Linked DNA regions of Mus musculus: all the other regions are linked to region 1. A link is a loop called in an ENCODE intact Hi-C map of the cell type or tissue named here. Cell type or tissue: heart. All regions are shown on one strand. Region 1 has its middle 11 kb from the start of Bmper. Region 2 overlaps Bbs9 (Bardet-Biedl syndrome 9 (human)). Region 3 overlaps Gm36743 (a long non-coding RNA gene). Region 4 overlaps Bbs9 (Bardet-Biedl syndrome 9 (human)). Region 5 overlaps Bbs9 (Bardet-Biedl syndrome 9 (human)).

The links. Hi-C counts contacts between places; a loop is a spot of excess contacts. Peaks named below come from ENCODE experiments on the same cell type or tissue, not always from the same donor. Only the 100,000 strongest peaks of a DNase experiment are listed, where the experiment ranks them.
Region 2: a loop joins it to region 1, with 3 times the contacts of the local background. A loop is called at or near these places in 5 of 42 quality-filtered maps.
Region 3: it touches region 1 in a loop (7-fold over the local background); 21 of 42 quality-filtered maps call a loop at or near these places.
Region 4: it touches region 1 in a loop (10-fold over the local background); 11 of 42 quality-filtered maps call a loop at or near these places.
Region 5: it touches region 1 in a loop (3-fold over the local background); 5 of 42 quality-filtered maps call a loop at or near these places.

What each region holds. Positions count from the first base shown.
Region 1 is chr9:23,209,745-23,214,744 of GRCm38, reverse strand. No RefSeq gene overlaps it. Among named protein-coding and RNA genes, the nearest start is that of Bmper, 11 kb to the left of the region's middle. In heart, no CTCF peak of the experiment used is centred here; a DNase peak (open chromatin) is centred at 2,214; H3K27ac peaks cover 237 bases.
Region 2 is chr9:22,629,948-22,634,947 of GRCm38, reverse strand. All of the region lies in intron 10 of Bbs9 (Bardet-Biedl syndrome 9 (human)), which reads right to left. Among named protein-coding and RNA genes, the nearest start is that of Bbs9, 160 kb to the right of the region's middle. In heart, no CTCF peak of the experiment used is centred here; a DNase peak (open chromatin) is centred at 1,997; H3K27ac peaks cover 410 bases.
Region 3 is chr9:23,025,784-23,030,783 of GRCm38, reverse strand. All of the region lies in intron 1 of Gm36743 (a long non-coding RNA gene), which reads right to left. Among named protein-coding and RNA genes, the nearest start is that of Gm36743, 32 kb to the right of the region's middle. In heart, a CTCF peak has its summit at 3,006 (motif pointing left); DNase peaks (open chromatin) are centred at 53 and 3,003; H3K27ac peaks cover 1,993 bases.
Region 4 is chr9:22,554,641-22,559,640 of GRCm38, reverse strand. The region is part of intron 5 of Bbs9 (Bardet-Biedl syndrome 9 (human)); the gene reads right to left. Among named protein-coding and RNA genes, the nearest start is that of Bbs9, 81 kb to the right of the region's middle. In heart, a CTCF peak has its summit at 2,092 (motif pointing left); no DNase peak of the experiment used is centred here.
Region 5 is chr9:22,622,519-22,627,518 of GRCm38, reverse strand. The region is part of intron 9 of Bbs9 (Bardet-Biedl syndrome 9 (human)); the gene reads right to left. Among named protein-coding and RNA genes, the nearest start is that of Bbs9, 150 kb to the right of the region's middle. In heart, a CTCF peak has its summit at 2,386 (motif pointing left); no DNase peak of the experiment used is centred here.

The sequences.
Region 1 (5,000 bases):
CAAGTCTCTGTACATTCATTGCTCCAATACAAGGGGACATCAGCTTCTACCCTGGGCTTTTAAAACTTCAGCTGTGGAGAAACTACTTTCTCCCCTCTTTTTGAAGTTGGCTTCATAATGGGAGCTGAACAACTGTTGGCCAGCCAGGCATCGTTGTCAACACAGGCCTATAAAGTTAATATAGCATTAATATAGGACCTATGTTAATAACCAAGCTATACAGTAACACCATGTGATTAATTTATTGTTGCAATATATTACAATAAGACCCTGATATAGGCAATGCCTCAATCTAAATGATACGAGCTAAGCATGGAAATCTTTAGGCATTAAAACCAGAACTTCAAGGGAGGAAAGAACAGAGAAGGCCTTGCTGGCCCCTCAGATCCCAGGATATAGGTGTCAGCAGCCTTTCCTCACCCTAGAGCTTACCTTCATCTTCACAACTCAGGGAATTCTTTGCTGGGCAAACGTAGAAATCAATCTTGAGGCCATTCAAGGAAGTAAAGCCACACACAGGAAAGCTATTATCACGTGCAGGTACTGCGTTCCCATTTAGGCCAGCCAGGCTTGCTCATTTGCATAATGTCTACTGCTCTCCTTTAAGACACTATGATGTCTTGGGCATATTATAAAGCTTTTAAATATATGTGTTTTTTATTTGTGGAAACAGGAAGGAATTGAAGAGAACCAAACACCTTTACTGAACATTGTAATTGATGTAGGAGGGGGAAAAAATCAATTCTGAAGGAAGAATCCAGTTCTATTGCATTTCTCATCCCCAGAGATGTTTCTGATGGACATAATGGCTGGACATTAGCCCTTGCCTCCTAACAGATGCAATTAAATGGACCCCAGACAAAACAAACAAGTAAACGGCAGTCTATTTATAGGTCACTTTGCTCTTTCCTGCTAGAAATAACTTGCCCCTTGGGCATAGGACAGGCACTTGTATCACCTGAGAAAGTGTTACTCATTGCTCTTTAGCATCAGGAGCTCCTGATAAGTATTAGCATTAGTGGGGACCCTACCCCACCCCACCCCAGCTCTGTGTGCTGTGAGAATGTGCTTATTGGTTTTAAAGTGGGTCACTGTGGGTCTCTGCTCTCTTATTTCCCCAGAGGACAAAGGAGTGGGTTTAAAAACAAAAACTGAAATTGTTCGCTCCGATGGTTTTTTTTTTTTTTTGTATTAAATCATGACTTTCCCTTACAGTTTGGAAAATAATTTTAATGGTGCCTGAATTATTCTGTGAAGTCAGTATTCCTCTGGGTCAGAGTCCCATAAAGATTTATACCTTATTGTCCAGCCTGTGAGAAAGAACAGAATGTCTGTTCAGTTCGGTGCTCTAACAGGTAAGGGTTTTTTTTTTCTCCTAATGGAATATATAGCTTTTTGATCTTTAATACATTAGGAAATGATAACCTAGTAATTATGCAAGCAATTAAAACTTCTTTTGATGAATCAGAGTAATGCATAGATCATCCAGTTCCTTGAGACTCAGTCCTTCCGCTGGGTGAGCGGCAGAGGAAGATTGCCCCTGTAGAGTCCCAGACATTATCCAGACCCACTGAGTCAGAAACCTTTCTTGCTAGAGCCCACTGTGTTCTGGCAGGTTCCTACAAATACCTCATTCTACAAAAGGACATCAATTCCGGCCTTGGCAGAGGAAGAACGTGGTGTACATAGGAAGGTGAAGTAGTCTGCTATATAATATCTTTGTCTGAGGTGTGGGCTTTAAAGCTAAGGTGGGCCATGCCAAGCCCCTGCAGCTGGAAGCTCTCTGACCCTCCGGTACGGTGCTCTCTCACACACAGGGGAAGGGTGCAGAAATCATCTAAGTCCGTTTAGGTGTCATGACACATATGAATATCAGACTTGGAATGACCTGATTCTACACAATTGTAGTCCTGCTTTGAAATGAAGACAGTAATGCTGATATCTTTTATGCGGTTTAAATACATTTAAATAAAACCACTCACCTAGCACGGCCGTGGCCTGTTAGGCATACTTTCCATTGTTGACTCCTTTGCTTTTTCAATACCTATCCACCTATCTCCCGGTTAGAAATGATGGTTAGAAATTAGTTTGTTCCTCATTGTTGCGCCTAGGAACAGTATGCACCCTTCAGAGGTGCACTGTGGCTTGGACAGGCAGGCCCGGACCTCAGAACCCCAGGACAGGAGAGTGGCACGCTTTTCCCCTCACGACCTGTAGGTGGCAGCACGGGGACCTCCTGAATGCGGAGCCAGGGTCTCAGCAACTGACTGCTCCAGGACTGGGAAGAAGCTAACACGCCTGCCTGAAAGTGCAGTTTACCCCGATGCATACTAATACTGAACCTTCCAGCACTTGCCAAGGCTTCTTTCCCGGGCTTACAGACAGAGACGCTCAGCAGTTAGGGTGCCCTAGAACCCACTCTAAGCCTGTAGCTCCAGGCCTAGGGGTAACCCAAAACTTCTTGTCTTTGAGGGCACCCGCACTCTCGTTCATATACCACACAGGTACACATAATTAAAAATAAAACCTTTTCTTTTTAAGTTTAAAAGAAGAAAAAGACTTACCCTTCCATTTCAGCTTGTCTGAGTTTTGTTTAGTTTGTTTTTGTTTTACTCTTGTATGGTCGCTTCCTGAGCTTAGCTAAGAACACCTCTAACCAAGTCCTGATCCAACACTCCAGTAGTGAAGGAAGTCTGAGGGTACTCCTGCTGCCTTGCTCTGGCACTGGCATCCCGATTGTGGGGAAGTAACATTAATAGTCACGCCCAAGTTTAGCTCCTTTGTCAAAGATCAAGTGATACCCATGGAAGGAGTTACAAAGTTCTGTGCAGAGACTGAAGGAACAACCATCCAGAGACTGTCTCACCCGGGGATCCATCCCATAAACAACCACCAAACCCAGACACTATTGTAGATGCCAACAAGTGCTTGCTGACAGGAGCCTGATATAGCTGTCTCCTGAGAGGCTCTGCCAGTGCCTGACAAATACAGAGGTGGATGCTCACAGCCATCCATCGGAAAGAGCACAGGGTCCCCAATGGAGAAGCTAGAGAAAGGATCCAAGAGCTGAAGGGGTTTGCAGCCCCATAGGAGGAGGAACAATATGAACTAACCAGTACCCCCAGAGCTCCCTGGGACAAAACCACCAACCAAAGAAAACATATGGTGGGGCTCATGGCTCTAGCTACATATGTAGCAGAGGATGGGTTAGTTAGTCATCAATGGGAGAAGAGGCCCTTGGTTCTGTGTCTATGTCCCAGTGTAGGAAATGCCAAAGCAAGAAAGCAGGAGTGGGTGGGTTTGTGAGCAGGGAAGGGGATGGGGGTTTTCAGGGGGAAACTAAGAAAAGGGATAACATTTAAATAAACAAAATAGCTAATAAAAGTAAATTAAACAACAACAACAACAAACAAAAACCAGCCACTCCAATGGAGACTGCCTTGGAACCTTGTGCATTCTGGGTGCCATAGCATATGAAGACCTTTAAGATAGGTCAGGTTGTGTGCAGCACAGATATCAATTGCCTGATGTCAGAGAGCAACCAGGGTCAAATCCAGGCAACTTGATTCTTGACTTGGTGTTTCCTCTCAAGAGGAAAGAAAGAGAGCAAGGAGGGCTATGCATAAGGGTTTGGGTGAGAAGGGGAAGGGAGAAATGGCGTGATTAAAGTATAATCTCAAAAATAAGTGCCAAAACCAAGTAAGAGACAAGGCAAGCAAAGGCCAGTGGGCAACTGTGTACCTTGCAGGGGAGCCTCCTAATACACCCAGTAGTGTTTACCTTTCCAGCCTTGACCTGGTCAAATCAGAAACTGCTCCCTCAACACTGCTGGACTAAGGGCTCTACAGCCAACCAACATGGTGATTGGTCTAGACCTTTATCCTCTAACTTGAATTGCCTAAAGATGACTGTTAAACCGTTTCAACTGGCATCCAACTGCTACATTATCTCCACTATCTGTCCCTTCACTGAGGTCTGGGTCCAGCTGCTCTCTCTGTTTGCCTAGTTATTGCCTGTTTCAAGGACATCATTTTTCTGGCTTCCCCTCTGAGTCCTATTCTGTCTGAAACCTGCAACCAAGAGCCAGCCGTAGACAGCTATTGAGCTTAGTAAGACCTTGAAAATTCTCTTCTCATTCACTCTATCTGCATCCAGTGATATAACAAGCAGGTGCTTAGCAAGCAAGCGTTTTGGACAAGGCAGATTATAGAACATTTTCATCATAGCAGGAAACTGAATGAGGCTGGCCTGAGAGTGTCTAAATCCTAGCTATCCATAGGACCCTACCACTTAGACAACAGAGACACTTTTGGGCCTTTCCAACTGCAAGTTACTTACTCAAAGCCACAGATACCACACAGAATGATTCAACCAACTCACCCAAGGTTCCGGGCCCCATGTTACTCAGGGACAGCAGCTCTTTGGCCTTAGTGTATGATAGATAAGTATGTAAAGGGCTGGACAGGCAATGAAATCTTATTCTAGTATAAATAAGACTCAGGGCACTCTTCTGTCCCAGACACACTAGCTGCGTTATGAACATTTTTCCCTGACCTCTCCACTTACACAGCACCATGCAAAAGGAACTTCTCTGAAAAAGCAGCCCGCCCTGATAACCTACCAAGAAGAACTCAGAGACGATGCAGAATCCAGACCTTTAAAACCCGCAATCACAGCCTATTCCTTACACATGCAGAGCCCAGCTCCAGGCCCAAGAGATGACTGTTGAGAGCTGAGGGGTGAGGTGGGCTGCAGAGACAGGGCTGTCCTCCACATAGGGAGCGGTGCTGTGAGTAAAACTGCCTGGGCCTCTTGTTGATACAGATGCATAACCTCACTGCCATCTCATTTCATGTGTGTGTGTGTGTGTGTGTGTGTGTGTGTGTGCTCGCACACTCATGTATGCACACATGCAAGCATGCACACTCATATACATAGTCTTGCTACAGGTATTGAGCATGTGGGGAAGTATTTACTGGTCATGGGGTAAGAAGTAAAAA
Region 2 (5,000 bases), 580 kb after region 1:
TCTAGGGTCAGAGAGATTGGCTTTGCGTGTTTATCTTCTTAGTACTGTCTGAGCTATTTTACCACACATATATACCACATACACATACCACATACAAATGCATATACCACATATAAATAAATATACCACATAGGTGTACCACACATAAATGCATATACCATGTAAAATAAATATACCACATACATATATTACATACACATACATATGCCATATAAACATATATATACCACATGCACATACATACACACAGACACATGCATATACCACAAGTATACATACATACATACGATTTAGTTAGGTCTACTGAGTCCCCAAGGTCTATATTTTAAGCCTGATCTTGGGCTCTATCATGCTAAGGAGAGGTAGGATCATTGAAAGGTGAGGTCTAGTAGGAGGTCCTTCAATCACTGAGGAGCTGCTCTCAGAAGAAACTGACATAAGCAATCCCACTCTCCTGCTAGTTTTCACTAAAGAGTTGCTATGAGAAACCCCTTCTTTTCTGTGTCCCTGGTTTACCATACATATTTGCCCTCATACAAACTTCTGCTTCTACAGAACCAATTTCTATAAAGTACTACTAGACATAAGCCAGTCTTGGATTCATGCCCTTGAATCTCTCACAACTGTTAACTAAATAAACCTTTCCTTCATAAATACTCAGCTGCAAGTCTTTTGTTATGACAGAAGGTAGTTTGAATATGCTTGACCTAGGGAGGCACTATTAGGCCTTGTTGGAGTAGGTGTGGCCTTGTTGGAAGAAGTGTGGCACTGTGCGAGTGGGCTTTGAGACCCTCCTTAAGCTACTTGGAAGTTAGTCTTCTCTTGTTTGCTTTCAGAACAAGATAGAGAACTCTTGGCTCCTTATCCAGCACCAAGTCTGCCTGCATGCTGCCATAATAATAATGGACTAAAGTTTTGAAACTGTAACATAGCCTCAATTAAATATCATCCTTTATAAGAGCTGCCTTGGTCATGGTATCTGTTCACAACAGTAAAACCCTAACTAAGGCAGTAGACTAACAAACACATACTATTTCCATAATTTTAAATTTTCATGTTACATAAAGAATTATCATAAAAAAAGCAAGTTATTCCAAATTTTAAAATATAAATTATATTTATACATATAAATAAAATGTGTTTTTATACACATATATGGTCATATATTTATATTTTGATATATATTCATATTTATAATATGAACATTTATACTCATACATATATGTGCTTAGGTAACATTTTTAATAATAAATCTATGTGCACGCAAGTACATACCTATCAGATAGTTGACTGCCTAACCAGCATCCATCCTTTCTCCTTTATCTTTGTGGCCAAGCTTATTTTTATTGAAGTATTCAACTTTATTACAGAGAAAGGTCCCTTTCTGGACTCCAGGGTCAAATTTAAGCATGGAGGTTTTATTCCACTAACTGCTGCTGTAGACGTGAGCACAGCTCCTAGTGTCAGGACCAATGGACAGGCAAGGAGGCTGGGGCTGAGCAGTAGAGGCACAAGCTTTTAGGAAAGCCTTTCTCCCTGAAAGGCAGATCTGGAAGAACAGCCTTCTTGTCTGGAAATCCTATCTGCACCCGATGCCTGGTGCATCTACAGCTACCCAGGATCCCGGAAAGGAGAACTCCACACACTGGGGACAGATGACTGAGGACACAGGGGCACAGGGTTAACACCATTGACTCAGGTGTCTCACAGCAGAAGGACTGCCCTACACCACCACAAGGCAGTCCCACCACTACAGAACCTGGTAAGAATACACAAGGCTGCTCACTGGCCACTTGACAACCATTTGCTTCTTCGCTTAAAGTAGCTCAATTTGTCCAGAAGAACAGCCATCAGCAAAGCACACTAAACTTCCTGGCCTGTTCTGCAGATTGGAAGGGCCGCTGAGATAAAGGCTGGCGCTGCTCAGGGTGTGGCTTCCAGGAAAGCTCCTCTAGGGGCTGACTCAGCTGCAGATGTGAGGCAGAAGTTCCAGAAGCATTCCTGAACCAAGACATGATGCTGGAATGGAAGTATCAGGATCCCTGAAGACCGAAATTGTGGATCCAACCCTGAACTGCCTGCGACTCGGCTTCTTTTACAGGAGAAACAAACAAACCTCTCTCCTCCGTTTAAGCTTCTATATTCTGGCATTCTGTTACCCACGCACAACCGGAATGAACAAACCAAGTTAAGCTGTTCCTAACCCTTGGAGATAACATCAACTAAGCTAGCCGAAGTACCTTTCAAATGCATGAAGACCAAGCACTTAAGTCAAGGGAAATGCTGTCTCTTCAAAGTCCCCACGGAAAATGACGACTCCTAACAAAAACCCTTGGCAGGATTCGTACTAGCGCTCTTAATTTCAAAAGCTGCGCGTATACAAAGAAATTATTACTATAATTTCATGCTTGTAACAGACAGTTCTCATATAACTTACAGGCATAAAATTAGCTTCAAAATTTTATTACAGTAGGCATATATGGCATGTGTCTAACAAAATATCTTCTTTAAATTGGCCGTAGATTTTGCTACAACCCTTTCTTTGAAAAAAGTTTTTAAAAGCTTTTAATAGCCCACCAAAAAAAAACCCTTTTTCTTTTAAGGCTAAAGGTGTCTTCATCAAAGCTCTCTGCTCAGAGCTCAGGAGGCCATGCACGAGAGGAGACCGAAAGACTGTAAAAGTCAGAGAGGATGGGGTGTCACCAAGGAAACAGTGACACACACATGAATTCACAGAGAATGTGGTAGCATGCACTGGGTACTGTGGCAGCATGTACTTCTTAAAGGTTTTCCTTGGTTTCCTTCTTAGGAATAAAACTAAACAATGATAGTCTAAAAGTACAGAGATATTCAAACATTAACCAAACTGAGATGATATAAATAATCAACTTTCACCGAAGTCTGTGGATCCATCCCAAGCTTAAGGAATATAATCTACACTAACCACAGAAACCAGACAAATAAAAGGGCATCGGGGCAGAGGGTGGGTAGGTCCAGAGAGCAGGAGGAGAAGCATACAGATGGTGCCAAGGTGCAGTGGGGAAAACGGGAGGGATGGTTAATTCGGAAGTCAGGAAGGTAGGCAATGCGGGGGCAGGGGTGGGGCAGGAATGAATGATAGATGCTAAGAATGTTTGAAAAAGCTATTGTTTTATGTTAACATGAAAATAAATGTATACTAAATATAAATGTGGGTGTACATGTATATAGAGTGTGAATGAAGTCATACAACTGTGGTGATAATATTGGCCACAAGAGTCACAGACTATTTAACACAAACCCATAGCAGGCATGGGAAATCTCTCTCTGCCTCCCAGAACTTGAAAGTAAGACACTGTTTCGGAAGACACCGCATACTTCGGGCATAAGACTTGGAAGAATCGAGCTGGAGCTGCTCCGGAAGCCTCTGCCCTGAGGAGTAGTTCTTGTTGTATCTTAAGGTGCTATGCAAGCTGCCAAGGAAACAACTATCAGTGGTCCTACCAAGCTGTAACCACAATGACCAGCACGGCGAGATGTCCAGTGTCTAAGAGTCACATAACTGGCTTGAGGTCAGCTCAGTAGGAGGCAAATTGGGCCTGGTGGAGTAAAGCCAGGTAACTAGTATAGCTGGTGAGAACATGGAATCTAAGAAGAGAGCTGACTGCAGTCACCTTGCTAAGCTAGTATAGTTACTAACTGCACCCCAAATTTTATCCATAAACTCACAAATAAATGCAGCTTTCACTCATCAAAGAAGACATCACAGAAATCCACGACTGGAAAAAAAGGCAGAGAACAACTACTGCAGGAAGCCCGTCCCCAACGGCCATGTCTACAACACAATCCTAGCCTAAGGCTTGGAGAACACTGTGGAAGAGAAGGCTTCAACTACAAGAGCCAGAGGACCAATATGTCTGCTGCCACGTGGTGTCTTCACACATCATAGGGAAGCTGCATCCATAAGGTCTCAACAATATGGTTCCCTAAACACAACTTCACAATGACACCAGCAGGTAACGGGCCAACATAGAGAGGAAACTCTCACAGGGCCTACCCCTAGTTAAAGAGCATCAGTCAGCCAATGGCTGCTGAGAGAGAATTAGTCCACTCCAGAGACAAGCAATACTAAGTGGACTTAGCAGGCTGTGTGTGTGTGTGTGTGTGTGTGTGTGTGTGTAGTAATAATAATTAAAGGAGAAGAGGTCAAGGCTTTGAAGAGTGAGAGGACATGAGAGGAGCTGGAAGGTGAAAAGAAAAAGTGAAACTGATTCTCAAAAAATAAAATAAATATATTTCTTAAGTGAAGCTCTTTCAAGATATACAAAAGGGTTAAAGAAATAGCAAGCAACACATCAAAATCTTTTCACTTATCACTAGGGCTACCAGGAGGTAATGTTTAGCTGTATGGGATTTTTTATGCCATTTATATAATTCATGTTAGTTAAACTATCATTAGCTATTGCTTGTAGAAGGGCAAAAACTGCAAGACAAAAACTTTGGAGTAAAACCCACATTAACTAATAAGCTTGAGAAACTTCATTATATATATATAATGAAGTTATATGCATATATACACATACATATATGTGTGTATATGTGTTTATGTATATACGCATATATATGTATATATGTGTATATGTATATATGTACACACACACATATATATACATGTATATGTATATATACGTATATATATACACACATATAAAACAATCTTCCATATATATATATATATATATCAAAACTGGTATCAAAACAGAAAGCTTAACCCTGACTGTGCAACCTGAACTGAGATGCGCAGTTCTCGCCACCTTCCATCTGAGGGGGATGTGCTGACAAGAGGCTGTAGACCTCCGTTTCAATGGTTTACTTTAAGAACGTTCTATAAGAACATGTGAAGCTGAGGCATCACATCTTTGCTTTTAATATTCCTATTTTAATATATCATCTCAGCTCCTTAAAACCAGAGGAATAAAGTCCTGGTAATACAAATCAAAACTACATAAACCTAGTGCAGC
Region 3 (5,000 bases), 180 kb after region 1:
AAGAGGGCCAGAGACTTGGAGACAGTTTGGCTCCCCGTGCTGAGAGGGTGACGTCAGCCATGCAGATAAATTCCAAAGAATCTATTGCCCCTCAAACAATGTTTTACTAGCTTGTAAAATGTTCCAAAGCTCTGTCCATCCTGAGAACTCCTGGGGGCTATCCAGGGCATTCTGGAAAGTTACAGTAAGAAAGTGTCTGTCCAGTTCTCCTTCACCCAGAGCCTAATTTCTTTTTAGACTTAGTCTAATTTCTTTGTGCTGCATGAGTCACTGTTAAATGGGAACACTTGTTTCGGCCTTAATATTGAATGTCAGGCGAAAGAGCATGGAAAAACGCCGAGTCTAGATTGCAATCAGAAAGCATGCCTGAATTCGATGATGGTCACAGCATTCAAGTGTCTCCCTCCGACTTCCTGTGCCCTCGCTGAGTCACCGGGCAAGCTCTGCCAATGGGTGTCATTGCTTTCAACCTCCAAGTTAGCAAAGCCACATAAATAAAAACAGGACACGTGTTGCTCGAGAGTAGTTAGCAGAGGAGCTGTTGTTACTAGACATTCTCCATGTCATTTGCAGGAAAAGGAAGCAGGATTCAAGACAGTAAACAAAAGCAGAGACAGGAGGTAACATGGGGGTCAGGACGAGCTCCTTGAGTCTCTGAAGACCTAATGTTATTTAGTGAGAGTTTGTCCCAAGAGGCTGAGACACGGTCTATCGAACCTCATGAGACATTTGCTACCAGACATGATCCCTTTATAGGGACTGCAAGCTAGGTTTATAAAGAGTGCTTGAAGATATATAATGTCTGACTTGTTGCTGACAGAGCCGAGTTCTCTCATTATTGCTGTTTTCCAGGCGAGGAACCAGACGCTTGGAGAAGGTACCTTGCCCAGTGTCATCCAGCTAATAAGTAGTAAAAACAGACCACCCAGCAGCCTAGCTCATCTGAGTCCAAGGGAATGCTCTTTGCCCTACATTTCCGAACTTCATAAATAGATGAGTTAACCAGAGCTTGTGTCATTGGACATCAAAGGAGACATTTGTCAAAAGAGACTAAACATGCACTTGGGCAACTGAGCTTTAGAGGAATAAAACTTCCCCCAGCTACTCACTCAAAATGTGAATGGCAGATCACTCTAGAGGAGATTCTGTAGGAAACCTGGCCACGGGGGTGGGGGTGGGGCACTACAAACCTGACCCCGCAGGGCATCCTCTTGAAACTGATGACTGTCCAAGTAGTCCACTGCAGTCTGAGATCCCTGAACCTCAGGGAAGCCCTGGCCTTCTTGGGCTCCTGGGTTTTAGAACCTGGTCCTAAGGATGCAACCTGGGCCCAATCCCCAGGGCACCATTCACACACACGCAGAGTCCCTCTCTCTGCTACACTCAACCTTCCCAGAACTGTCTCAAGAGGTAAAGAGGGGACACATAATCCCTCCAAGTGTGGACTCCAGTGTAGGTGTGACCTTCTAGGCAGTCCAGTCCAAGGCAAAGTGGCTCATTTTGGCCAATAAGGTCACAAGCCCAGATCATTGGGGGGAAAGGCGGAAAACCAGTAGGCAAGGAAAATGTACTGTCATCCAAGAACAATAAAGTTTATGTATTCCCAGATGTGGGTCCTCCCACCTAATCAAAGCCAAGGCCCATACCAGTGAAAAGAACTTTCCTCCAGCAGAATGGGAAAGTAGCTTCTTTGGGGGCTAAATTTAGATTTTACCCATTGGAGATATGCTCTGCTTCTGTGGGGTTGTTAACAGAACAAGAACAAGGTCAGCATCCCTGCCGGCTCTGGCCAGCTTCAGCTTCAGCTGACATACCCTGAGCCATCTTGTCCACGGGGCTGGGCTCTGTCCCAGGCTTGCTCACAACTTGACCATGTGTGCTTTGGGTCACTATTTGTGTGTCAGCTCTGTTTTGACATCACTGGGGAGCACACACTCAATACCCATTGCTCCAAAGACCAGGGTTTGAAGAAACCAGAGAGTGACCAAAGCCTCCTCCCTACCCAAAGCTAAGGGTGTCTTGGGAATACTTTATCGATGGGGCAACATTTAGCAAAGAAACTGAACAGAATGCAGGGAATGAAATGGTTGCACAGAAAGAGGAATGGATTCCCACAGTCACTCTGGGCAGCAGTGAGACCACTGGGCAGGGGTGACCCTTGCAGCAGGCCACCTTCCTCCACCTACGGCCCACATACAGTGGCCTTCAGTGCTTTTCGGAATGCTCTTTTCAAGCATGCCGGATTCTCAGGAAGTTGAGGAAGTGAATGTGGTTCCCACCAGAGCAAGTTAGACAAGTTTATTTTGTTTCTTGATCTTCCTTCTTAACTAAGAGGAAAGAGGAGGGTCGGGGATGGGGTGCTCTCAACACTCTATCATCTCACTTTAACCTGCCACCTCCTACTTCACCCTGCTCTGTCCCCATCAGTACTGATAAATTCAGGAAGGGCTGGCGAGGCTTGGACTGGTAACAATCTTGTTGATGCTTTCTTAATCCCCAGCTGTTTTCACTAATAGAAGTAATCAGTGCCACCACTACCACCCTTTATTTTCAGAGAAAGCAGGGCTGCCTTGCTCGCTAGCATCCCTGCCTGGTGCCCTGGGGAAAGGATGCTCCCCAACTGTCCCAGACTGGCTCAGGAGCTCAGGCACTTCCGAGAACTCTCCTCAGCCAGTCCACCATGAATGCAGTGTCCAGCAAGTAGACCATGTAGGTGTTGCCTAGGGAGCAAGTCTTGAGCTCTGCGGCTTGTTCGGCCAAGCAGGAAAATTAAGACCACAAATCCTGCTAAACAAAGGAAATAAGCTTTTCAGCAGCTAGACACCTCCTAGAGGGGCTTGAGCTGCAACAGCGCAGTGTGCTAAACAAGAATCCTGTGAGCCTACTGAATGACTGCAGTGGGCGTGTGTGCTCCCTTCAAAAACAAACACACATAAATAACTAAGTGACCATGTGTATTCCAAGTGAAGCTATGGGACTCAGCAGGAAGGAGCTGTCGCCCTCTACTGGATGGAATGTCACAAGAAGGCCATGATTTCATGCTTGGCAACTGCCTGGATGGTTTTTGTTTTTGTTTTTGTTTTTTTACCTCCCAAGGGTGCAGGTGATCTCCTTGGTGGTCATAATGAGTTTCCCATGGAGGAGGGCGAGCGTAAAGAGAAGAGAGGAGAAAACAAGACAGTGTGGAGATCCCTTCAGACAGTCATCATGGCACTGCCTTGCAAAGTGCATTCATACAAAGAGAATCACCTGACCCTCCAGTGTCCCTGACAGAGGTGCTGTTGCTAATAGACACTTTAGTAGAGTTTAAACCAGAGCCAGAAAGGGGTAGGGGCTTGATTTGACTCTGACTTTCTAATCCAACCCTAGAATGGCTTCCTTCCACTCCCTCCTTATCTGCTAGACTTTATTCATTTACTGAAACATTTACTTTGTGGGGAACCTGGCTCTCTAAAAACTAGGGACTAGCAGAGAGCTGGGCAAAGCAAGATCTCTTATGGGGCTCTCTCGGGGCTATAGAAAAGGAGTAAAAAAAATGTAATAATATTGTGATATCAAAAAGGAGTAATACTAAGGGGTTTTTTTTTTTGTTGTTGTTGATTTGTTTGTTTTTCCAGTAATGGGGCATGTGCACAAGCAATGTGGGGGTGGCCCCTGCAGCCCGTAGCAGATTGCCTCTGATAACAGAGGCAACAAAGGTTCCGCTATGGGAAAGAGCTATCGTCTACAGCATCTGTTTGACCGTGATTCCTTTAAACTCACAGACCACTTACACGGTTTGAGCTGCTTTGCTATATGAAACCGTGGAAACCACTCAAATATCCTTTAGTAGGAGAGTGGTAAACTCTGTGCTCCGCCCGCACGACTGAGCACTACTTAGCTATAGAAAGGAAGAAATTATTGACTTGGGAAACAACTTGGGTTTCTATATGAGGGCATTATACTGAATAAAACAAGCTAATCTTAAAAGAGTGGGCACTAGCATTCTGTAGATCAGTGGTTCTCAACCTCCCTGGTGCTGCAGTCATTTAATACAGTTCCTCACGTTGTTGTGAGCCCCAACCATAGAACTACCTTTGTCACTAATTATAACTGTAATTTGCTACTGTTGTGAATGGTAATGTAAATATCTGTGTTTGTCAATGGTCTTAGGATACCCCTGTGGGAGTTGAGAACCACTGCCCGTAGATGAAGGGAACACTGTAGAGATGGAAGACAGGTAACCTGAGTCCTGCTGGAAGCGGTGTCTTTGGTGAGCAGTTCCTGGGCCGCTGGAGCGGTTCCAGAGCTAGATCTGCGGTCATGTGAATCTACAGCACAGAAAGCACCGAACATACAGCGCGTGCCTGAGGCTGAAGGATGGGAACAGCATCCACAAGGTGCCTGATGCTCTTGAGCCAATCAAAGTTCTCATTTCATCACTGCAGGGGGAAGCTGGGTGCTAGGCTCCTGGGCTTTTTCTGCACTGCTTTTGTTACAGTTTACTGTGATCTATAATTATTTTGAAATCAAAAGAAGGCAAAGATGATAGAGAAGGCACCCTTAGTGCTACCGAGCTGCCCCACCAGTTAACAGATCCTGCTGTTACTTCCTGTTTTTATTTGGGTTTGTTTGTCCAAAACTGGGTCTCATTCTGTATCACAGGTTAGACTGGAACTCACTCTGTAAGTTCAGTTATTCTCAAATACCCAGTGATCCTCCTGCCTTAGCCTTCTTCCTGCTGTCAGATGAACTGCCATGCCTGACTTCCTGCCCTCACTCTTAGGGAGAGTACCCTGAGTTCCAGGTGCTTTGGAAACTCTTATGGTAAAAAAACAATCAAACACTGACAAGGAGCCATACAATTAAGAAGCTGTTGTTCAATGGCTGTATGAAATAAAGAAGAGAGTAGAATCCCAACATTCAGATCAAAGGGAAGGTCCCACATAGAAACCTACTCTCTTAAGACCTAGAGCCCCAGTCAGAGAGAAAGAGTTTGAGCCAAGGAGCACATCTGACAA
Region 4 (5,000 bases), 660 kb after region 1:
ATCCTATCTGGAAACAGAGAATGAGCTGTCGCTAACTGTGACTTCACTGCCCAAACACACACACATTCATTCACTATGTTCTCATTTATATTCGGTTGCCCTGCCCTCTCAATCTCTCTTCTCTCTCTCTCTCTCTCTCTCTCTCTCTCTCTCTCTCTCTCTCTCTCTCTCTCTAATTCTAAATAATATATGAGAAACAAGATGGATGCCATTACACAATAAAATCCATGTGTTCAAAATTCCTCATCTGAAAGATAAACTCTTAGAGATGGAATGGAACACAGCTGCATCTGTTCATTCAGAAAGCCAGCTAGTTTCAAAGCCAGATAAACTACTCAGGATAATAGGTATAAGAGCTCTTATTCTCTGACTTTCTTCCCTCTCTGACCCCCTTCTCCCCTCCCCCCCACCCCATGTTCCTGGCTGGCCTCTTCTTTCCCCTCCCCTCCCCTCCCCTCCCCTCCCTTCCCCTCTCCCCTCTCCCTTTCTCTCTCTGTCTCTACTCCCTTCTCCTCTCCCCTTCCCATGTCCTAAATAAACTCTATTCTATACTAAAAAAATAATAATAGTCATAAGAAATTCAGAGATCACTTATGAAAACACACAAAATTGTTTATGTTCTCATTTTGTGAACCTATTCTGCATACACAATATTATTAAAAATTAAATCTAGGGGGCTGGTGAGATGGCTCAGCAGGTAAGAGCACCCGACTGCTCTTCCAAAGGTCCTGAGTTCAAATTCCAGCAACCACATGGTGGCTCACAACCATCCGTAATGAGATCTGAAGCCCTCTTCTGGTGCGTCTGAAGACAGCTACAGTGTACTTACATATAATAAATACATAAATCTTTTAAAAAATTAAATCTAAGTAGGGAGAGGTAACTTATAGAGCCCACCTCCAGCAGGAAGACAAATCAAATGAGGGATGGGGTTGCCATCCCACAGTCACAACTCTGACCCATAATTGTTCCTGTCTGAAAGAATTACAGGGATGGAAATGGAGAGGAGCCTGAGAAAAAGAAGGTCCAGTGACAGGCCCAAAGTGAGATTCAGCTCAAGGGGAGGTCCCAACCTGACACTATTACTGAGGCTCACAAATGGAGTGCTCACAAAAAGGGATCTATCGTGACTGCCCTCCAGAAGACCCAACAAGCAGCTGAAAGAATCAGATGCAGATATTTGCACCCAACCAATGGACAGACGCAGCTGAGCCCTGTTGTTGAATTATGGAAGGCTGAAAGAAGCTGAGGAGAAGGGCGATCCTGTAGGAGAACCAGCAGTCTCAATTAACCGGGACTCCCAAGATCTCTCAGATAGGAACACCAATCAGGCAGCTGATATGAAGCCCCCAACACACATACAGCAGAGGACTGCCGAGTCTGTGTTCATTCAGAGATGATGCACCTAACTCTCAAGAGACTGGAGGCCCCAGGGAGTTTAGAGGTCAGGTGGGGTGGGGGTGGGGACATCCATGTGGAGACAGGTGGGTGGGAGGAGGTGTGGGATGTGCAACAGCCGGAGGGTGGGAGAGGAGGAATAAAATATGGAGTGTAAAAAAAATTAACAAATAAAAAATAAAGAATTTAACTTTTAAGAAGAAAAAAAAAACTTAACTCTACCTCTGATCTGAAATGGCTAGCCAAACTGAATTAGATGATACTTCGTGAACTTCTGTCGCAGGGCTCAGAGTACCGATTACCACTGTTTAATATATCACATCGTGCTTTTCCTTAAAGAAAGCAGTTAAATGCATCTTTAACAAAGGTCACAAGCACAGACCTGCCACAACAATCAAGCCGCCCAAGCAGCTAATTTATTAGCAGTATCCTACGAGCCCCAGACGCAAGGGCAGATCGGTCCAAAGAGCCTCCGGGGGTGTCGGGGTGTCGGTGAGCATCAAGGCAGCCATGGCGGCTCATCACACTCAGGGGAAGCCCCAGAGGGGAGGGGATTTTATTCACTAAGCCAAGGACAAAGGAAAAACTGTTTTCGAATCCTGTTCAGGCCTAGATGAGTAGGTACTTCTGTTACCTACTCCAAGGTAGGCCTCAGGAAATCAAAGGGTGAGGCGAGGGCGCCCTCTGCTGTCCAGCACAGAATCGCGAGTTACCAGGCAACAACTGACTTGGGTTGTTTGCCTTGGACTTTTTTGAGACCATCTCTCTTCTGTCCACTATATCCAGCCAGACATTTACTTTGTAAAAATGTTCCTTACCCATTCCCATATTTTCTGGGATTTTACTATTCTCTATCATTTTGATGCCTTAAATCACTGAAGTGTGGGCTGTGGTGATAAATTCGTGTGTAAAGCTTGCCGCCGTGTAAGCCAACAGTCTGAGCTCAATCCCCAGGGCCACAGGGATTCCTGGGGCTCACTGGTTGGCCAGCCTCACCTACTTGGAGATTCCAGGCAAATGAAAGGCTCTGAGAAACATAAAGATGGACAGTAACCGAGAAATGATGCCAAGGTTGTTCCACGGGCACATACGTAACTGCACATGAGAACACACACACACTCACCCTCACTCACGCACACGCACATGAATGTTGTATCATGTATAAATGTAAAGCTATGCAGGGCCACTTACATGTGTCAAATGAATCTTTCTTAGTGAAAGATTCATTTGACACATGCTCTGTGCTCTCCATTTCACTGAGATCACACAAAGAGGAAAGTAATTGAAGAACACAGAAGTGAAGTTGATTTGAGGAGAACAAGGATGGCAGTCAACGATGTCTCGTCTCACATACTCCGGTGAAATTACCGGAATCAAAGATTTTACCATAATCTCCACGAAAGTAGTGCCAGCCCGCTTGTCATTGGCTCAGCCGAGCAGCTCCTCTGTAAGGGAAGAAGGTCAAGAACCATTGTCCTCCTGTGGCGGGAACTGAGGCTCAGGGAAGCTCTGTGGTCTGCTAAGGGACACACAGCAGCCGAACAGCAGTGTCACGGCTCACGGCTGTCTCTCCAGCTGCACAGATCCACACAGCAGGCACCTAATGAGATCTCTTTAATTCCATATTTAAGGTAGCCTACCATCACAACTGCATGTCATGGACTTATGACATCAGATTTAAGTATAAAATATTAAGTATTTTATTGGACAGATAAAGCCTGATATAGTTGCTCATCAACAATTAAATTATAAAAAAGGAAAGAAATATCAAGTAACACCTACTCTCTGTGTTGAATAAAATATTTGTTAAAAGCAGAATTTAAAGTATATCAATATGCTGCCAAGAAACAAAGGAAATAAAATTCAGAAGCCAAAACCGAAGTGAAAGTGGAATCCACAAAGGTACACAGAGCCCTCGGGACATTTTCCTAAGCCAGATAATCTAAACATAAGCTTTCGTTTTCATGCTCTCAAATGACACACAGAAAAGGGGAGGATGGGGCGGAGCTGCCCAGGACAGAGCCCCCCACCACGCTCCAGACAAACCTAAGACCACAAAGAACTTGACCCCTAATATGAACAGAATTCAGAAATAGCATTACCTCAACCAAAGGGGAAAGAAAAGAAAATGCACACATCAGAACTTGGAACCAGATGAAGGGGGAAAAATCTCTCTTAAGAATTCATAAAATTTATTCTGTAATGTAATTCATTAATGTAAATTTACTGACTAAACCATTCTATCAGATAGCCAAAAAATAAATAAATAAATAAATAAATAAATCTGTGAATTTAGAATAAAATGGTCCAGGGCTAGAAATACAACCAAGCATATAACCAAAGAAAGCTCAAAGATTAAAGGACCACACCAATCACTCACACGAATAAAGTTCTGAAAACTCGACCTCAGTCAAAACCACATCATACAGGGACCTGAGAGAGACACGAGCGGGAGACAGCAACAGTGGGATTAGACTCACAAAGACTTCACATACTGAAAATGACAGAACATAAGAATATGACATTCCTAAGCTTAAGGAAATTAAGGTAGGCATTAAAAATATGGCCAAGGGCAAGCTGAGCAAGCCCAGAGGTACATGTGCCACAACAGAAACCAACTCCAAATGTGTCCACCATGTTTCCCTCTTCGATTACAACCTTAAACTGGGCATGCTGAGGAACATACCCTCTAATGAGCATGCTCAGGGCTGTGCCCAATCTAAAGCACTCCTATGAATATGTATAAGCGCCCAAATAAAATCTCGGAATTTCCTTTGCTCACAAGAAGCATTGCTTCCAAAATAAATCACATCTCTCCTCTCCTACTGGCTCTTTTAAAATATATACAAATGTATTATGTATGACTGACATACAGTAAGAGATTCTTGTAGGTGGCAGACTTTATCAGAATGTATGGGGACGACTGCTGGAATAGAGTTAACCAAGTGAGCACAAGTCCAAGAGCAGGGTTAGAGGGGACCCAGGGCTAGCTAGACATAGTGGCACCTGAGTGTGATCGCAGCCCTCGGGAGGCTGAGGGAAGATAGCCTCCAGTTCAAGGCTAGCCTAGGCTACAGAGACACACTGTCACACAGAATTTGTCACGCTAAATGCCAGTGATGTAGGAAAAAGAAAAGTAAATCTAAATAAATTGTGCAAAATGCATCTCAGAAATAGAGAGGAGATGCTGTGAAGTTAAACTCCCAGCAGGACGAGCCGGACTGCGTGCACACAGCTGGGCTGGGACAGAGCCACTGGGGGAGCTTCAATGACACAGGGAACCCCAAACAAATAAAAGTCACTAATAAATAGAAATAAATAAATAAATAAAGGACAAATAATCACTGAGCATTGTTTAGAATTATTGGACATCAGAACCTTAAAATCCATTTTTAAGCCCAATAAATCCCAGTTAGACAAGTAGAAATAAATCTATTAGATGACCCAAAAGAAATTATGGAATACCAAACATGTACACAGAATCTCACAACAGCAATAGGAAAGGAAGATCATCTAACAGAAAGTTTTTTTAAAAAGCTCATCTAAAAACATGATTGCTTCAATGAATTGAAAAATAACTGTCAACATAGCACTGCATGCCC
Region 5 (5,000 bases), 590 kb after region 1:
TTATGACCGAGGAAAGAAAAAAATCTCAAGTAATTTTGATTTGCTGTCTGTGATAGCTAGTGAGGTTGAAATGTTTATTGAACATTTGTACTTCATCTTTTGGGAACCGTGTGTCCATTTCATTAGCTTCTTTATTGACATGACAGTTTACCTTTGTTTAAGTTCTTTGTATGTCTTAGATGTTTATCCTCCGTCAGACGTGTAGCTAGTAAAGATTCCAACCCATCGTGGAAGTTATCTCTTTACTCAACTGCTTTCTTCCTTTCACTTAATTTCATAAAACCACACTTGTCAACTGTTGGACTTATTCCTGAGTGAATAGAGTCCTATCAAGAAATTCCTTGCCCATTCCTCTATCTTGAAGTGTTTGTTGTACTTTCCCCAGTATTTTGAGAGTTTCTGGTCTTCCATTAACATCTTCGGTCCACCAGGAGGTGAGCAGTACACAGGGTAAGATATCAGGATCTATTTTCGTTCTACACATGGATAGCCAATTTTCCCAAGAGCATGCTTGAAGAGGCACTCTTTTCTCCAATGGTTACTTTTAGCATCTCTGTCAAAATGTAATTGACTAGAGCTGTATGAGTTTATATCAGGATCTCTATTATACTCTGTTGACCTACATATCTGTTTTGTGCCACTACCAAGCTATTTGGAAGAGTAGAAGGAGTAGGAGGAAGAGGAGGAGGAGGATTTTATGTGCTTAAGTGTTTTGCTGGCATAGCTGTCTGTGGCCCATGCACATGCCTGGTGACGTTAGAGACGGAAGAGGGAGCTGACTTCCCCTGGACCTGGAGTTTGATGGGTTCAAGCCACCATATGGGTGCTGGGAATGAAACCAGGTCCTCTGGAAGAACAGCCCGTGCTCCTAGTCACTGAGCATCTCCCTGGTCCACCATGCTGCTTTTGATACTATTTGCCAGCGCTTTTTTTCTTTAGAAATTTCATGCAGTATGTATCAAAAGATGGCCTAGTCGGTCATCACTGCAAAGAGAGGCCCATTGGACTTGCAAACTTTATATGCCCCAGTACAGGGGAATGCCAGGGCCAAAAAGGGGGAGTGGGTGGGTAGGGGATTGGGGGGGTGGGTATGGGGGACCTTTGGGATAGCATTGAAAATGTAAATGAGGAAAATACCTAATAAAAAAAAGAAAAAAAATTTCATGCAGGATTCCTATACTTACATCATTTCTACTCCTACATGTCCCAACGCAACTCTTATCATGACCCCTCCCCCACTTCCTCTCAAATTCACAACCTCTTCAGTTGTTGTCTTACACACATACCCCTGCTGAGTCCTTTTAACTTACCAGGAGACTGACTCACTCTCTCTCTCTCTCTCTCTCTCTCTCTCTCTCTCTCTCTCTCAGCAACCATTAGTTCCCTGGAGCTCTTCATCGAGGGATGTGGCCTTGGGGCACTTCCCCCATCCACACGGTTTATCAACTGATATTGACATCATGTACATCTTGGTCTGGCAACTATATTTTGCTAGTTCATGGTACAACTTACCTGTTCTGTCTACAACGTAACAGCAGCAGACATTCTGGCTCTCTGGTTTTTACAGTAAGGATTCTCATAATTATTCCACAATTATTCCTAAGCCTCGTATGTAGAGGTTGCATTGTAGAGGTATCTGTTGGTTATCCCTCTTTTTAAGTAAAAGCTCTTAGAGAGAGCTATTATTCAAAGGGGGTAAGAGAAAGAAACAGAGCTCTAAACTCAGAAGAAATACTTTTCAAGCTTCCCAATTCTGCATCATTGCCAACAGTCATGTTGTTAACATAAAGCTCAACTCAGTTGAGAGAATGATACCCGTGCTCAGTCCTTCCTATAAAATGACCCCTAGCAACTGCTACATTACTTATAATAAATACAACTTTCCAGCTAGATGTGAGAGTGCACACCTATAGTTCCAGCACTCAAAAAGTTCAGGCAAGACAATTTCAAGTTCCACGCCAACCTGGACTACATAGTAAGACTGTCTCAAAAAATGCAAACCAACCAACACAGTCTAGAACATTCCTGTACATGCTGTGCCTTCTCTGGGGCTCATACAATAGTAAGCGCCACAAACCCCGTGACATGGCTTCATAGAAACAAGGGCTACATTGGGGTCCCTGGCCAGCAGGGCGAGAGTTCTTACACTGACTGCTGTATGGAGCTGGGTCAAGTGGGAGAGGTCCTCCCAAATTCCCCATCTCTAAACCAAGGCGGTGAGAGGCGATGATCCTCAAAAATCCAACTGCTTGTATTGGTTCTTTCATCTACCTCACAAAACGAAATCTCCCCAAAATGAAATTAGTCTCCTGAACTGAAATGTTAAAAGCAATCCATGGCGCCTATGGGGCAGTGCCTGTTAGTCATTGCGGACAACTGAAGCCACCTAGTGGTGGACAAAGTCCTTACAGCCTCCGAAAACTATTTCTAGAGGAACACACTCCTGCTCTACATTGCTCTAAGTTCTCCTTTACCCCCAGTCCCGTAAGGTCTGGGAACCTGAGTCCTCGAGAGCTTCCTGATTCGAAAGGCCTGTCTTCTGCTGACTTCTCAAGACAAGACTGGAATCACTATCCTCTGGATTCAGACAGACATTCCCAGCTCAGATTTAACTTCCCAGCGACCTATCAAGCAGGAGAGCTGGCATGGTCTGGTATAAGCATTCTTCCTTATTCAACTATGTGCCTCTCTAAATCAGATAGCCTGATAGCTCTCACATTCCAAAACTAACAATTAAATATGCTCTGAAATTCTGCAAAATTTATTGATTTATAGGAATATAAACCAGGTTGTTCCACTGTTTACATAGCAAGCAGTTGCCAGTTTAGACTTAGGAGAATTATTTTGAAAAGCATTGAGGTTCTGAGATAGATAATGAGGGATGTGTGTATTTCTTTAGCTTTTCAAAATCCATTCTTTACCTATGGTTGGTGTCCAAATGGAAGAGAGTCTTGTCTCACAGAAACACCTAACCTCAACATTGATAGGATATCTTGATCCTTCAAGAAAGTCCAGTAATTTCTTGAGTGATTTACCTTTATTTAATCACATCAGAAACTTTGGATAAAATTTAGATCAAATAGGAGAAATTTAAGTTGTAGATAAAACTGCTTGTTCTTTATTATTATTTTAAAAAGATGCTAAGACAAGCTTTAAAACTCTAGTGTTCATTAATAGAATTTCTGTATACAACACCTATGACGGACAAAGACTTTGACCCAGGCCTATAAAACTACTAAACTAGTAATATAGTCATTTGGCATTTTTATACAATGGAAAAATAAAATATATTCATATTCACATATATAGTTAATTCCAATTAACTATAAAGAAAATATTATTAAACAATGTGTTTTTAAATCTTTCTTCTTCGTGGCTATTTTATAGAACAATAAGGTCTATATAGGCTATATGGGCTGGACCTCTGAATGAATTTCATGCTCAGTGGGTCAGAAGTTAAATGTAACACTGTATATCCAGTTAACTTAAAAGCACAGTTAACATTGAGTTATTTTATGCAAATCAACTAACACAAGATCCATAAGTGGACTTTATGAACAGGTCAAGGTCAGGGATGCTATATCCCCAGGATATATACTTTCTCTGCTATGTTAGCCATAGAACAGGAAAGTAAACAAGAACTCTGTTCAAGAGTCTGAAAACCAGCCCATTGCTGCACAGAAAATCCCCACCACTGCAACACACTAAAGCCAAACTCCAGATGGATTTGAAACATTAAACTTAAAAAGATGAAACTATAAAAATATGTATCTTCCTTTGAGATGTGAAGAACGTGTGCTGAGAGAAACAGTAGACTAGAAACCAAAGAATCTCTAGATGAAGTCACAGAAAAATTTACAGTTGTTGCATGCTTACCAGCCAGCTATGATGGGGCATGTTTGCAACCCCAACAGCACCATGCTCTGGATGCAGAGGCAGGAGACTGCTTGAGTGTGAGGCCAAAATCGTCTACGTAGGAAGATCAAACTAAATAGTGAGACCCGGTCTCAAAAATAGAAGGGAAGAAAAAAAAAAAAAAGCTCCTACAAAACAGTACAATTATATCCCATATCTGAACAGAAAAGGTCCAAGAACAAGCGCAGACAGCAGAGATACGCAGGTGCTGCTGCTGCTGGGGTGAGGAGAGGCTCAGAGGGGAGCTGTTCTCCCTGTGCATGACTGAAGATCTGACTCCCACCCCTGGAAACAAGTCAACAGCCTAATGCGGTGCTGAGCATCTGCAATCCCATGGAGAGGGAGGAGATGGGGAGAACTAAAGGAGAATAGGCTGGAAGGTCACTGAGCCAGCAAAGCCTAAAACACACAGCATAGCAGAGAATCGGGAGGTAGAAGGGGAGACGGAACTCCTGAAAGCTGACCTCAGACCTCCAAGTAAATGCCATCGCATATATGCATACACACATACTCACAGTGAATAAATAATTTTTAAGTTTTTTTTAATGATGCTGTCCGTAATTAGATGTAAAAATTCAAAAATCAAAGAAATTTATTATTTTGGACTATTCTCTAAATTTGGTCACCTCTGCAAACTTGTATGAGTTCGTGTTCAATAAGAACTTCCATTGCTAGACAAGTTATACAAGGTAGCGTCTCTCTCGCCCAGAAAAGAACTTGGATTTTTCGCTAATTTTGACATTTTAAATTTTGTTTAAAAGCCTTTCAGAGAGCATCTTAGAAGTATGTACCCATATCTGAGAAATGCCTCCACTTTCTTTACAGTAGTCTGCTTCCACAGTTATTAAGAGGATTTAGAAGCGACCCAGAAAAGGGGAAATGGATTTTCAAACACAGAAAGTCTGAGGGATGTTGAAAACCCACTAAGTTATGTCTCCAAGTTGGGGTGTAGAGAGATGGCGAGCTGGTTCCCAGCATCTGTGGGCCCCTGAACTCTACCCTCAGCACTGCAAGCAGCACCACAGAAAGGGAGTGAAGAGATATTTCTGAGCGTAACATGCTGGGTATATATAATGCGTACTAAC